Regions from separate parts of the Mus musculus genome. Here region 2 is linked to region 1. Evidence: chromatin loops called from intact Hi-C (ENCODE). Cell type or tissue: heart. All regions are shown on one strand.

Region 1 (8,000 bases):
ACTAGCAAGATTTTGCTGAAAAGACCCTGATATAGCTGTCTCTTGTGAGACTATGCTGGGGCCTAGCAAACACACAAGTGGATGATCACAGTCAGCTATTGGATGGATCACAGGGCCCCCAATGGAGGAGCTAGAGAAATTACCCAAGGAGCTAAAGGGATCTGCAACCCTGTAGGTGGAACAACACTATGAACTAACAGTGTCCAGTACCCCCCAGAGCTCGTGTCTCCAGCTGCATATCCATCAGAAGATGGCCTAGTCGGCCATCACTGGAAAGAGAGGCCCATTAGTCTTGAAAACTTTATATGCCTCAGTACAGGGGACTGCCAGGGCCAAGAAGTGGGAGTGGGTGGGTAGGGGAGTGGGGTGGAGGGTATGGGGGACTTTTGAGATAGCATTGGAAATGTAAATGAAGAAAATACCTAATTTTAAAAAACCCTTAGGTTGTATCATTAGGTTATTTATTGAGCTCTATGATTTTTAAGGAATATATAAATATACACAAAACTTTAGTATATATGTGTATAAATTTTCTTTATTACTGTTTTAGCTATTTCCTAATATTCTGATAAACTACTTTTATTTTCATTTTATTTTAGGAAAAAAAATAAAATTCCCTCCCTGATTTCTTCAGTGGTATGCTGATCATTCAAGATTACATTTTAAAATCTCCCTGTAACATATCTATATGCAATTTCTGTAGCTATTCTTAGTATTTATATCTAGTTTTATTTCATTATAAGCTGGCAAGATCCTAAAGATTATTTTAACCTTTTATTTTTGTTAAGACTTATTTTGTGGATAGAAGTGTGGCCTATTTTTAGAGAAGATTCCGTGTGTTGCTGAGAAGAATGTGAATTCTGTATTTGTTGGGAGAGAGATTCTGTATATATTTGTTAAACTCATTTGATCTACAGAATAGTTTAGCTCTGCAATTTCTTTACTGACTGCTAACTTGGCTGACCTATCTGAAGGTGAGAATGGGTTAGTAAAGATGGGTATTTCTGTCAGGCTTTGTTTTACAAATTTGGGAACTTCAATATTTAGCATTATACATTTATAATCATTACATCTTCTTGATGAACGATCTCCTATACTTATATGTAGTGGCCTTCTTCATTTTCTTCTAATTATTTTTTGTTTGAAGTCTAGTTTTTCAGATATTAAAATTAGGTACACTGAACTATTCTTGGCTTCCATTTGCTAAACAGTAACTATTATCCATTGACTGTTGATGATGTCTTTGCTGGTGAAGTATGAATCCTTTTAAGATACATAATTGGATGGCATTTAGGCAAGGAGGTGTTTCTGGGGGAGAGGTGAGGTGGGAGGAGAGACTGGCAGAGAGGAGGGGTGTAATATATGATAGAAAAGTAAAAGCCACCCCTAAGTTTAAACATTTGAGTCTTCTTGTTCATGAATTGAGTTATTCACCTTTGAAGTTATTATTGGGGGCTACTTACTAATTTCTGTAATTTTGTTGATTATTTCCTGGTTTGATAGATTATTGTTTGTGCATTTCATTCTCTTTCATTAGTGTTATGGGTTTACTTTTTTTTTCTTTCTTTTTTGCTAACTATTATTGATTCCTCCCCATATCTTTTCTTTTTTATTTTTCGCATGAAATCCATTCTGTTTTGTTCTCTTGCGATAGAAACTGTCTTTATTCCTCTTCTGTCTGTTGCAATCTTTAATGATCTCCTACAGTACTTACTTAGAAGTCACAGACTGCCCTACTTCATGCTTGTCTTGAAATGTCTTCATTTCTCCGTCACTATCTCTATCAAGAGATAGCTATCCTGGACATAGCAATCTTGGCTTGATAGCTATCTACTTTAGTTGCTTGAAGTCTGTCATCCTATGCTTCTCTCCTTTTAGGTTTGCTCACAAGGGCTCATGACATTCTGATGAGTTTGTCCTTGGTGGGGAGTCAGTGCTCTGTACTTAGGTCCTTTCATGTTGTTTTGTACATTTGTCACCTTGATGATAACACGTTATGGAGAAGTTATTCTCTCATCACATCTGTATAGGAGTCCCAAAGCTTCTTGTGTTCCATGTTCTCTTCTCTCCTTTGTTATAACTATATATGTATAAACTTGTGTCTCAGCTCCTTCTATTCTCTTTATTTTTATTTATTGTTTAGTGAACATATTTCAGAGTTTTTGGATGTTGCTCCAACTATTTTTTTTCCATTCTGATGTTTGGATGAAGTATTTCATTGACCTTGCTCCTCATTCCTCACACACACACACACACACATCTATCTATCTATCTATCTATCTATCTATCTATCTATCTATCTATCTATCTATCTATCTATCTATCTATCTATCTACCTATCTGTATGTATACGCACACACAATCTCAGGAGATGAGACAGAAGAATTCATGCAGGCTATGGCAAGGAAGTTTTTTATGGATTGTAGGCAAAGGGAAATGATGTGTCTGCCACAAGCTGGGCTTTTGTCCAACTATAGTTACCTAGGTAGGAATTTGGAAGACAGGCAACTTCCAGGAAGGTTGCAACAGCCATCAGAAATGCAGAGCTGGGCCTTTGGTGCTTTTTTCTTCTTTGTTCACCTTCTGTGTGGGCACGGTTAGAGAGAGACTGAGGAACGGACCTTGCGGGGAGGTGGGGCAAGCCCAGTATAACATCCTGACATCCTTGGGTGTGTGGAGGCTGGTCCATGTCTCACTGCTTCTTGCTGAAAGGGGACAGCACAGGGTAGGGGAGTCAGGAGTCAGTGGGTGTGCCCAGTGCTCAGGGAGAATTGTGGGTGAAGAAGCACCTGTGTCACTTTTACTGGAAACGTCTCAAATCCATTTCCGGAGAAGGTGGAGGAGGCAAGGTGTGAAAAAGAAAAAAAAAAGCCAAGTAAGAATGAGGGATCTTATTACTGGGATGGATCATTGAAAAGTGTTTGGGGAGGGAGGGGGGTGAGGGGGCTGGGTAAGGCCACCAATGGAAGAGTAGCACCCAGGTTTGGTCATCCCAGCCTCTCACCGGTCCTGTCTGGAGAATAGGAGAGTAGAGGGTCCCACTGTTCCCAGATAGGAGGATCCCATGATACAAAAGACACACACACACACACACACACACACACACACACACACACACACACACACACACACACACTCACACTCGCACACACAGTTGCCAAATCTGAATTTCCTTCTTGAATTCTCATCCCATTAATTTAACGTTTTCATTCATTTTGCTGTTTTTTTTTTAATTCATTTTGCTGATTGTTTTAAAATTAATTTTGCTGACTTTTCTTCCCAGGTCCTGGGCTAGTTCATGGGGCAGTTTGTGTTCTCTTTGATCATGTGTTAAATCTCTTTTGAGGCCCTTTGTACTCTCACGCTTTTGTTTTGAGTCAAGGCTTGGCTCTGTATCCCAAGCTGGAGTAGAGTTCACGGCTGCCATTTTCCCTCTACCTTCATAATGCTGGCATTAGAGATGTGAGCCACCATGGCTAGTGGCTAGGAAAAGTATAATCTCCAGTTTTAGGCTATTTCAATATAATCTAGTGCGGCCATTGCAGTATATAGTCCTGAGGAGTCATTTTGCCTTGTTTACACGTTTCTTATGTTTCGTGTTGAAATGTACCTATTTGGTAGTCTGCATATCTCTTCTGGTTTTATTTTAGAATATTCTTGAGCAGACAAATCTCAAGGCCTTAGTCCCTCGGATCACCCATGAGGGAGAAAACAAACTTCGGTGCCAGCAAATGCATCAAGTCGCCCAAAGAGAGAGAAATAAAGTACAATTAGCTAAAACGCACTAATATGTCCCTAATTACCACCAACTAGAAAATGCTAAAACTAATGATGTAGAGTGTGTTCTGAAGCAAAATTATTCGGGGGATGCAGAACTAGTAAACAAACAAGGTAGGAGAAGGAGGCACATCAGGGGGGCTCTAGGCAAGAAAAGAGGTTAAACTCAAGACAGAAAGAACAGTGAACTATCATGGAAGAGACTGGTTATTAAATAGGATAAGACAGTGGGGACAAAGAAAGATTTTCTCATAATGAGAAAGATCCAAACCCAAAACTCAGTAAATTTACAAAACAGCAAACAAACAAACAAACAAACAGAAGTTTAAGGGCACCAAAAGAAATGTAGAGCCAGAATGATAATGTCAAATTATAGCAATGTATACTATAAAGGGTCAGAAAAGACAACAAGCAAAACCAGAAAGTTTGCTCCGAAGTTAGGCAGCATAGTTGAAATAAGATGAGTGTATAAAGGAAACTAAAAAAAAGAAATTATAAAATAGTATTTTTTAAATATATTTTTGTAATAAATACATTTAACATAGTAAAGAGGAAACATTCCAAATGTAATACAGAGTAACACAAGAGAAAGCACGACGAGGGGGCTTAAAACAAGAAATTAAAAAAAATAATAGGAAAAGGAGCAAAGGGTGAAATGCTGAATAGCTTCTTCCAAGGTTCTTCCTTTGAAACTGCTGGTTATAGCACAGGGTGCGGGCAGGGGCAGCCTAAGAGGCTTTTCCTATGGTTGCCAGAGTCTTCTTCACACCAGGAGCGTCCCTTCTCTGTGTACTATCGCCCCCTGCTGGTCACATTTTGCTTTGCAGCTTGTGGACTGGGCGTGTTCTCACACTCTTCTGCAGTCCCCACCCTCTGATTGCATCCTCTGGGGTGGCTATTGATCTACCTTGAGAGTTGCACAGTGTTGTGCACGGGAGGAAGCAGCGAGGCAAGGAGGTCTGTATAGGAGAAGGGCCTCTCTTTGCAATCGCCTCACTCCGGACCCCTACCCTGGCTAGGTATTTATCTTCCTGCTAGAGCACACTGATCTACAGATCCACTGGAGCCTCAGAACTTCTAGAACCTTCAGTAGTTTAATGCTGATTGGTGGTTTCGGGGTTGATTTACTCTCTGACCTGAGAATTTGGGCTATCAGATGTCAAGGTTTTGCTCAGTTGCTGAGGTCGGCTAGGAAGCCATCTTTTCATGTTCATTTTCTGTCTGAGTTGAGCCTCCTACCCCCTGAGCTTTTCAGCTTTCGGCCTCAGTCCTTCCGGTTTCCACAGCCACCAGCCAGGGCTGTTTCTCATCCTGGAGTTGTAGCAAATGACTTAGGTGTCTTTGTTCTCAGCCTCCTACAATAGTAGCTCAGTTTAAACAATAGACTGTCAAGATGGTGCTCAGCCACCTCTTAGTGAGACAGTGACAAAACGGGTCTCCTCTCTGTGGCTTCAGGAATCATCTCAAACCTGCCATCGACTTTGAAGCTGTGGGAGCTACCTGTCATTTCACCAGGGTCTCTCTCTGCTCAGCATTTGGATGAGGCTCCGATATCCTTCCCCTTGGAGCTGCAGGCTGGATGCAGCTATGTCCCTGTGACTTTACTTCTCTCCATTGTGTCGTTCATCTTTGGCTGAACATTTTAAAGCAATTCAGTTATTGTGCATTTCCAAGGCTCTTCCGCTTTGTTTCATGGGACTAGAATCTCTACTTTCTTACCCGGATACCTTTCCTTAACCAGGTCATATGAGCAATCTTCCATTTGGTCGTCTGATTAGAAATCTGAGCTACGAGTTCCCCACGTTCAATTCGAACTGGAAGGAGAGGCTGCTTGTTTGCATTCTGTGGCTGTGACTTATCACGGTGACCTTTCTTGGGGAAGAAAAGGCTTATGCCATCTTCCGTTTTACAGCCCATCATGGAGGGGAGACAAGGCTGGAACTGGAACATGGATAGTAGAGGAAATCTGCTTATTGGCTTGTTTCCATAGATATTCAGCTATCTTTTAAAACTGCCTAGGCCTCACTGAGTTGGTAAGGCACACAGTGGGTTGGGCCCTCTCACATCAGTTAGCGAAGGAGACAATGCCCCAAAGACTTGCCTATAGGCTAATCGGGTGGAGGCAATTCCTCAGTTGAGAGCCTCTCCTCCAAAGTATGTCTTAGGCATGTGTCAAGTTGACAAAAACTAGCAATGACAGCCTTGTGCTTATAAATATGCTGAGCGATAAACCAAGATTTCAACGTGTCACAATGGAGTGTTCCAGAGACATTCTTCCTGAACACTACAGCTTTTCTAGGGAATATCCTTACATACAAAATGAAGTTACCGCTCCCCAAACTCTCTGGTAAAAGTAGCCAGCCAGAAACAGAGGTGAAACTCAAGGGCAATTAAGGAAAACCCTAACTTTAAATGCTCCGAAGGGTTCCCATCCAAATTATGTTTATAATTCTTCATCTCCAATAAAAACTCAGCACATTTTTTGTAGTGTTTAAAGTTGCTTAAGTAATCTTTTAATTAAAAAACAACATTTATAATAGACAACGTTATTAAGGAGAAAGGCTTCTTAGATTTTGAAAGAAAAGGGCCAGCCCAACACAGCCGCAACTCTTTCCACAGCTGCTTTAAGTAAATTATGTAATCTTCTAGAGAGCAATTTGGCAATCTGAATGAAACGCCATTTATTGTACATTTTTTTTTTGTCAATACAGTAATTCTCATTCTAGGCTTTTGCTACAAAGAAATAATGTTGTATGCACAAAGATAAGTGTTCCAAGGCCATTCGACACAGCCCGGCTCATCCTACCAAAAAATTGGAACCAAATTAAGTGTTCAGCAACAGAGACTTGGCGGCATAAATTAGCACCTGTCAAAAGTGGTGATGCCTCGTCATCGTTTGAAAGAACAGATTGCTAAGGGAGTGCAGTTTCAAGATAAAAGGTAAGGAATGAAACCATTTTCCATGCCAAAAAAAAAAAATGTTTTTTAAAAGTTTAAAGTGGCATTCCGGTCTGGACCAGAGCCCTGAGTACACCTTGGGCACGAACTCACAACACCCAGAGGAAGCTCCACTCCCAGCTACTCTAACACACCCAGGATCATAGGATCAGAGGTGAGGAGGAGACAACATCTGTCCCAACACCACCTGGAATAACTGGGACCAGTGGAATCCAGGGATGCTGGAACCCCGCCTGACCAGTGGCACAGGTTCCTTCTGGTCTGGACTGGAGCCCTGTCCAGACCTTGAGCACGAACTCTGCAGCAAGTCCCACAACACACAGAGGACGCTCCACTCCCAGGAGCTCTAACACACCCAGAATCCAGGTATCCCAGGATCCCAGAATCAAAGGATCATAAAGACTGCTGGACTCTGAGGAGTTCTGACACAACCAGGACTATGGAAAGGACAGGCTCCAGTCAGATATAGCAAGGGTAGTTAGCACTATAGATAACCAGATGGCGGGAGGCAAGGGGAAGAACATAAGCAGCAGAAACCAAGCTTACTTGGCATCATCAGAACCCAATTCTTCTACCATATCAAGTCCTGGATACACCATCACACTGGAAAACAAGATTCTGATCTAAAACCACTTCTCACTACTATGATAGAGGACTTTAAGAAGAACACAATAACTCCCTTAAAGAAATACTGGAGAACACAGGTAAACAGGTAGAAGCCCTTAAAGAGGAAACACAAAAATCCCTTAAAGAATTACAGGAAAACACAATCAAACAGGCGACGGAAATGAACAAAACCATCCAAGATATAAAAATGGAAATAGAAACATTAAAGAAATCACAAAGGGAGACAACCCTGGAGTAAGAAAACCTAGGAAAAAGATCAGGAGTCATAGATGCAAGCATCACCAACAGAATACAAGAGATAGAAGAGAGAATCTCAGGTGCAGAAGATATCATAGAAAATGTTGACACAGAAGTCAAAGAAAATACAAAACGCAAAAAGATTCTAACCCAAAACATCCAGGAAATCTAGAACACAATGAGAAGACCAAACCTAAGGATAATAGGTATAGAAGAGAGTGAAGATTCCCAACTTAAAGGGCCAGTAAATATCTTCAACAAAATTATAGAAGAAAGCTTCCCTAACCTAAAGAAAGAGATGCCCGTGAACACATAAGAAGCCTGTAGAACTCCAAATAGACTGGGCCAGAAAAGAAATTCCTTCCATCACATAATAATCAAAACACCAAATGCACCAAACA
Region 2 (8,000 bases), 190 kb before region 1:
TTTCTCTGTGTAGCCCTGGCTGCCCTGGAACTCACTCTGTAGACCAGGCTGGCCTCGAACTCAAATCCACCTGCCTCTGCCTCCCAAGTGCTGGGATTAAAGGCGTGCACCACCGCTGCCCGGCTTGTATCCATTTTCAAACTGTGTACTGGCTAGCTTTATGTCAAATTGATGGTAACCAGAGTCATCAGAGAGGAGGGAGCATCAGTAGGGAAAATGCCTCTATAAGATCAGGTTGTAGGCAAGCCTGTGGACATTACTTTTACTAGTGACGAATCGCTAGTGATTGATTTGGGAGGCTCAGCTTATTGTGGGTGGGGCTACCCCTTGGATGTGGTCCTGTGTTCTATAAGAAAACAGGCTGACCAAACCTGCGGAGTCAGCCAGTGGCAACACTCCTCTGTGGCCTCAGCATCTGCTCCTGCCCCTAGGTTCCTGCTTGTGTTCCTGTCCTGACTCTCTTCAGAGATGGACTATGGTGTGGACATGTAAGCTGAATAAACCCTTTCCTTCCCAAGTTGCTTTTGGTCGTGGTGTTCTATCACAGCAATAGGAACCCTAAATAAGACAGAAATCGGTACCAGCATAGCACGGTTTTGCTGTGACAGACCTGAGCATGTTTTTGGGAAGATTGTGGGAGGACCTTGGAACTCTGGGTGAGAAAAATCGTTGCGTGTTGAGGGTCAGTGGATTGGTTTTGTCAGAGCTTTGAAGATAAGAAGACTGAGAGCAAGGCAGAAGACAGAGGCCTGACTTGGAAAGTTTAGTCTATGGGGCCATTTGTTATTTTTGAATTAAGAGTCTATCATTCTGGTCAGCTGTGGTGAACAAGAAACCAGCTTCGTCGGAGTGAAACCTTTGCTTTACTGGGACAATAGATGCTGGTCAGGTGGAGCTAGGAAATGAGCAGTAATTAAGAAGAGACCAGGTTCACTGTGGTGAAGTCTCCTGGGAAGTGGTTCCTTGCAGTCAGCAGACAGGAACTGTGTTCCAGCGGTTGTTGTAAAGGCCGAACCTTGCGCAGGCCACTGAACTTGGTAGCGTGTAAGAGTCGCCTAGGAGGTATGGTGGTACTGGTTCTGAAGGGATGGAGGTGTCGTGGAAAGTTCGTAGGCCTCTGTATCAGCTCCTGTGTCCAGGTTCCTGTCCTGACTTCCCCCAATGATGGACTAGGATGTGGGAGTGTAAGCCAAATAGACCCTTCCCTCCCCACCTTGCTTTTGGTCATAGTGTTTCACTACAGCCATAGTAACCCTAACAAAGACAAACAGTGAGCCGAACAAACCCTTCCTTCCTTAAGTTGCTTTTATCATATATTTTGACAAATCAAGGAAAAAAGTAACTAATATACCACGTAAGTGGATAAGAGAGAGAAATTGTTAGTAACAAGGTAAGTTTAGTGAAACAAACAGTGAATTTAGCTAGCTATAAGAGGAACCTACTATAACAATGCACAGCGCTTTTAGGATAATAGATCTATTTATCCAAACAGGGCAGCACCGATTTGTCAAGGCAATTGATTTTTCTTTTTTAAATCCTTTGCCTCAGAGGGATGCGATTCCACTTTTGTACAGCAGGTGGCGCTGTGAGCACCGGAATCCTGCTCAGCCACGGTTGGCTGCGTCTGCGTGGTGAATGCCAAGGCAGACAAGCTTGTTTGTATTACAGGAGTCTGTTGCTTTTCAGAATTTCATTAAGGAGAGAAAGGCTATTCTTATTGCAATTACAATCAGTTTACATTTCCAATGTGCCTCTAGTACCGGCAAAGACCGCAGCACTGTCGAAAGTGCCTGAGTGGCTTTTTCGGAAAACCGAAGCAGGGATTTGCTGAGTTCTTGCCTGCAGTGAAATAAATCTTTTAATTGTATTTACAGATGAAGATTCGTAGTAAATCTTGGCGAGAGACGCTCTGGAAATATTTGTTATGTTGGCCGTATCTGCACTGTTTTTTTTTTTTTTTAAAGATGAAGTTATTATGTTTTTAGATGAAGTTATTATTTTTTGTATTTTATTGTCTCTGTTCTTTCATATCTGTTGAAAATGACTTATTAGCCGGGCAGTGGTGGCGCACGCCTTTAATCCCAGCACTTGGGAGCCAGAGGCAGTCTGATTTCTGGGTTGGAGGCCCGCCTGGTGTACAAAGTGAGTTCCAGGACATCCAGGGCTATACAGAGAAAGCCTGTCTCGGGGGGGGGGGGGGGGGAAGAAAGAAAGAAAAATGACTTAGTAGATGATCAATATTTGGTAAAAAAAATTTTTTTTAACCATGTTCTTAGATTGGCACAGAGCATATAAATCCTTGAATTCTGAGGTCTGTGAGAGTAGCCTTTGGATCTTAATTTTCTTAACTGGTCTTCATCCTGATAGAAAATTTGGTGAAATAAAGACATTGAGTTCTTCCCACAGCCAGCCGTTTTGGCGAGATGGGAATTGTACTCCTCGGAGTGTTCTAGAAAAAGCTGATTCAAAGCAACCTTCATATATTTGAAATGTCTTATTTTCTCATTATGCAAATTGTGCGTGATTCCACTTATGGGGGGGTCTCCCGAGTAGTCAAATTCATAGAAAACAGAGAGCAGAATGGTGACCAGCAGGGCTTAGGGGAACAGGGAGTGAGTGGGAAGCTGTTTACAGAGTAGGGTTTCTGTTTTGCTTGCTCGAGAGATTCTGGAGTGTTGTCTGTGTGCACCGAGAAGCGATTGGGATGGCACAGCCTTTTGATAGCGTCCTTGGCGTAATTGCAAATTTAAAACAGAGGGTTTGGACAGTGGTGGTCGGTGGCCTACGGTTAGCATCCTGAGGGCTCAGGCTGGCTCACTTGCAGCAGTTCAATGCAGTGGCCGTCGGCTACAGTACACCATGCATGCCAGTGGATGAGAGTCAGGTCCCGCAACTACTGTGTAGGTCTGAGGTCTTCCGGGGGGGGGGGGGGAGGGTGCAGGCTCTGCCTTTGCAGCTGAGATGTAGTGTCAACTTCCCTCACACCCGGAAGCCTCTGTTTGGGTTCCTTCCACCCAGCTCTGCAGGGAACACCTTTTTCTATAGATGTAAAAGGAGTGAGTAGCCCGGAGGACCCAAACCAGAATCCTGCATCAGCTTGTCCTGCCCTTTCCACCCGTTCAGGCTTCTTGTCCTTCTTAGCTTGGCCTTTTTGCGCCTCCTGCTGGCCCCGGAAGGACCTGAGCTTGGTGTCCTCTATCGCAGAGGAAGACCTGTGCCAGCCTCCTCACCCCCCCGCCCCCGCCCCCCACGCTGTTCCCTTGTTCATTTCCCTACTTGCGCTGAAGCTGTAGTTACTCTGGTGAAACAGTAGGTGGCGGTGTGGCAGACGATGCCTCTGCTCTGTGCTGCACAGCCTGCCTTTGTCTCCAAGCCTGCTACCAGAGAACATGTCAGAATGGCCAGTTTGAGTCAAATTCTGATCATCACCTCAAAAAAATTCCCCAAACAAAATAAGAAAACACTCCCCCCAAACAACAAAAACCCTCACACCCCTACTTGTTCCCCCACTCCCAACAAATAACTAAGAAAGAAACTTGGCCAAGAGAAACAAAGACACATTCATTATGTGACTCAAACGGGTAGTAAGTACCGTGTGTAGTTAAGTAAGATTTTATGGAGACTCTTAGCACACTTAAATCATATTTGTTGATCCAGCATGCAAAGTGATATGTTTGCTTATATTTTCTATTATGTTCCTAACAACTATGTGTGAGTGTATGTGTGTGTTTGTGTAGTTGAGGATATGTATGTATTTATTTATGTATGTGTGTGTGGTGAGTGGATGTGGTGTATGTGTGTATTGAAATAGCAAAGCCTTTAAGAAGGAGAATTTTGATAGGCAGTGTTTATTCTATTATTTTCTGTTTTGGTTTCTGAGGTCTTACTACATCCTTTAGGCCACTCTGAAGTTCACTGTGTGGCCCAGGTGGTCCTCACACTCATGATCCTCCTTCCCTTATTTCCTGTTTGCTAAGATACGAACCTGCGTTGCCATACCCAGTAGCAGATTTTAAATACCAGGAAAACAATTAATACAGGAAAAATGCCCTCTCCTCTCCTAGTTGGTAAAAGGTTACAGTAATATGGAACTGTAGGAAGAGTCTTGGCTTTTGAAAATAAAGGACTTGGATTTAAGTAATTACTATGTTCCAAGACCTCACGAGAGCCACCCCACATCTCAAAGGCCTGGCCAGCTTCCTCACTTATGAGTATGACAGTCCTCCTTGTTTCTCCCAGAGTTGTTGGGTGGACTGGGCAAGTTGATGGCTGTGGTGGTCTGAATAAGAATGGGCCCCATAAGTGCATATATTTGAATGCTCATATATTTGGAAGAAATGTGAGTGTGGGGGGAGGGGGGAGGAGGTTGTGGGGAGTGGATTTTGTGATTTCAAAAGCTCACACCATGTCCAGTGTCAATTCTCTCTCTGCCTGTGGACCAGGATGTAACTCTCAGTTAGTGCTCCATGTTGCCTGTGCCCTGGACAGCCCTCCACCCAACTCTACCTGCCCTTGGTGTTTGGGGATGAGTTGGCACAGAGTCAACGACACAGACTCTGGGAATAGGTGAGAAACCTGCAGCAAGCTCATCTGAGCACTGCTCCTCCCCCCCACACTCACATTTCTTCCAAATATATTAGCATTCCAAATATATGCGCTTATGGGGCCCATTCTTATTCAGACCACCATAGTCATCAACTCGCCCAGTCTACCCAACAACTCTGGGAGAAACAAGGAGGACTGTCATACTTATAAGTGAGCACTGCAAGCTCCTTTAATACCCTCCACCCACACCCCCATTGGTCCCAAGAAAATATCTATGCTAAACAGCAGTTCCTGATTGACTGGCATTGTCTGCACCAGCAATCCTTGTTCTCTCAGGCAGTCCTCAGTTGGGTTCTTCAGCAGGAGATGTTTTTGTGGCTGGGTGGCTGGCCCCCAGTGTTTGCATAGAGGCGGGCCCTGCTGTTCCTGCTACACTCTGGTGTGTGCTTGCTGCCAAGCATGATAATGGACTAAACCTCTGAAACTGTAAGCAAGCCCCCAATTAAATGTTTTCTTTTGTAAGAGATGTCTTGGTCATGGTGTCTCTTCCCAGCAGTCGAGCTATTGCTAAGACAATAATGAACTAGTGCTATGACAATGGCAAGCTAACACTTAGGGATGCTAATGTCCTCATTATAAAATCTGATCAGAAGTATTAATACTTGACATCTAACACATTAAACAAAATGAGTTGCGAGAGGACAGAAAGTAGAGCCACAAGCAGGAAATGAGTCAGAGAGGACAGTAGTGTTTACCCATATCCGAGCTACTCTGTTTTTTAACTCTCACATACAAACGAACCCAAATTGGCATCAAGGGGTAAGCCCTTATTATGAGCTTGGAGGTTTTTCAGTTGAGAGCCTAACCTTTAACAGCTGAGCCTTTGCTCCAGCCCAAACTTGGACTGTTTGAAGAGTCAAGTGTCTTCTCTCTTTCCTATTTCAGTTCCCCTACTACCCAGACTTAGAACTGTGGCTGTTAACAGCTGAGGATACCCTTGCCGCCTGTTCTCATGCATACTTTCTTATATGGTGGGGATCAGATCTGGTGGAGTTCGCATCTAACATGTCTCCTAAGTGCCCGTGGGTTACAGCCACCTCCCAACTGTGGTGCTCTTGGGAGACAGTGGAACCTGTCAGAGGTGGGGCCCGGTGGGAAGAGTTTAGGAGAGGGGGACTGCACTGCTGCTGGGGGTATCACAGTGCTGGAAGCCCTGTCTCTTTTGTTAGGCTCTGCCTGCGAGCTGAACGATTTGACACATGCTTCTGCGATTAGATGCTGTCTTGCCTGAGGCTCTGAAGCAATCATTGCATCATGGACTTCATGATCAAACCCCTCTCTCACGGTTAAGTTACATATCAGAGTATTTTGTGGAAGGCTGACGATTACAATATTGCACATGTAATTTTGTATACTTGCCTTTGACTTAAAGCCACATGTAGACTTTTGCTTATGCTTTAACTATCCATAAATCCTATGAGTAGATGCAGGGTATATGTTGGGTTTATTCTAATCGACTCAGCCAGCTACTTCACATTACCCATTTTAAACATAAATACCAAGGTTTTGTTACCCTCTCTGACTCCAGACCCAATTCTTTATCTTTGTTGGGAGAGCAAGGACTGCTCCACGAATTATGGTTCCTTCGAGAAGTTTTAGTCAGGCACGGATTTGCAAAAAGGAGGTGGGGGAGGTCTCTCTGAGATTCAAAAATATCTGTAACCCTATTAGCCCTCACCACAAATTTCTTTTGTGAAGGATGGAAGAGGCCGCGGTATCCTGTTTCCTCTGCACGGCCATGGCTGACCTGCATTTTCTGCAGCATCCTAACAAATGAGAGGCCCCCTCTGAGTCAATAGTAATTATAGGAATTTATCACAATTGCCAATCAAGGTGTTCTGAAGAGACTCATCTTTCTTGTTAAATTAGCTTTCGCTGCACACAAACAGTGAGTTATCTTTAGGAAATCAATTGCGGGGAAATTGCAGCTTTCATGAAGCGATATCACCTTGCCAGCCATCTTGCTGCACCTAATTCCTCTAGCAAGAAATTCTGTTGGGCTCCACATGACTTTCTTTTTTGAGTGTGTGTGTGTGTGTGTGGGGTTATATTTCAATGGAGCCAACATGGAAAAGCTGACTAACTTCTCAAAGTCTAAGAATAAACGCAGAGACCAGGAGCTTGGAAATCTCTTAAGATACTGCAGCCAATTAAGTGATAAGCCTGAAAGTGGTCCATGCTAGGGCGTGTCATGTCGGAAGACTTTATCCAGTGGGTTTGAGAATAGGTATCCCCGGTAGGAGAGTCTACTTGCCTCTTTGTCTGTACCCACAGCAGGAGGAACTGCAGTTGGGAGAGACGTTGAGTAATTTAGAAATTGTCATTAATGCTCAGAAGGCTTGGTGATAAGGTGTGGTCAGGGATCATTCACAGAAGGGGCATTTCAGCACTTGATCTCAGCATCAGGGCCCCCCCACCCCCTTCATCGGATGTATGACTGATTGATGCTGTAAGATGGTAATTAATATGCAGTGAGCTGGGAATTACTATGTGGTTTTAAAGACTCTATGAGCCTTTCCTCCTGGAACATTTACAGATGTGATAGGTGATGCCAACTGTGGAAGTGAGATAGAAACCTGCACTTTCTTTAGTAGAACCCACCTGGGCACGACTTGTGACAAAACACTGGGCATCATCAGGAGAACTTTTTTAAAATTGGATATTTTCTTTTTTTACATTTCAAATGTTTTCCCCTTTCCAGGTCTCCCCTTCAGAGCCCCCTATCCCATCCCCCTCCCTCTGCCTCTATGAGGGTGATCCCCCACCTACCCACCCACTCCTGCCTTCCCGCCCTGGCATTCCCCTACACTGGGGTATTGAACACCCTCAGGTTCAAGGGCCTTTCCTCCCACTGACATACAACAAGGCCATCCTCTGCCACATATGTGGCCAGCGCCATGGGTCCCTCCGTGTATATTCTTTGGTTGGTGGTTCAGTCCCTTGGGAGCTCTGTGGGGTGGGGGTGGGGGTCTGGTCTGTTGACACTGTTGCTCCCTCCGTGGGGCTGCAAACCCATCAGAAGAACTTCTAAATAAGCCTTCCGTACATCATGCTGCCCTGAGTTACCTAGCTTGATCCTCTTCTCCTCATTTTTCCCACTCTACAGATCACAAAATTGAACTTTTACCCAAGGTTCCAAGGCTAGGAGATGATGGAAGAAGAATTTAGATTTAGGTGGTGGGCTCTTTAGTTTTGTCTCTCCACCTACGCTCTCTAGCAAGACCAAACATTGTCGTGTCTTCATCCCAGTGCCCTGACATCTTGAGAAGCCTTCTTCCTCAGTGGATTGGATGTTACTGTTCTTGACAACACCAGGAGGAGTTTCTCCATGCAGTAGCTTGGTCTTCCTATGGTAAGTGGTTGAGTGCAGGCAGCTTCTAGTTGGTGTTGATGGC

Evidence for each region. Hi-C counts contacts between places; a loop is a spot of excess contacts. Peaks named below come from ENCODE experiments on the same cell type or tissue, not always from the same donor. Only the 100,000 strongest peaks of a DNase experiment are listed, where the experiment ranks them.
Region 2: it touches region 1 in a loop (11-fold over the local background); 28 of 42 quality-filtered maps call a loop at or near these places.

The regions. Positions count from the first base shown.
Region 1 is chr8:30,836,883-30,844,882 of GRCm38, reverse strand. No RefSeq gene overlaps it. Among named protein-coding and RNA genes, the nearest start is that of Gm32735, 75 kb to the left of the region's middle. In heart, a CTCF peak has its summit at 4,586 (motif pointing left); no DNase peak of the experiment used is centred here.
Region 2 is chr8:31,027,120-31,035,119 of GRCm38, reverse strand. No RefSeq gene overlaps it. Among named protein-coding and RNA genes, the nearest start is that of Gm32841, 22 kb to the right of the region's middle. In heart, CTCF peaks have their summits at 3,113 (motif pointing left) and 3,324 (motif pointing right); DNase peaks (open chromatin) are centred at 1,609 and 3,159; H3K4me3 peaks cover 1,635 bases; H3K27ac peaks cover 1,023 bases.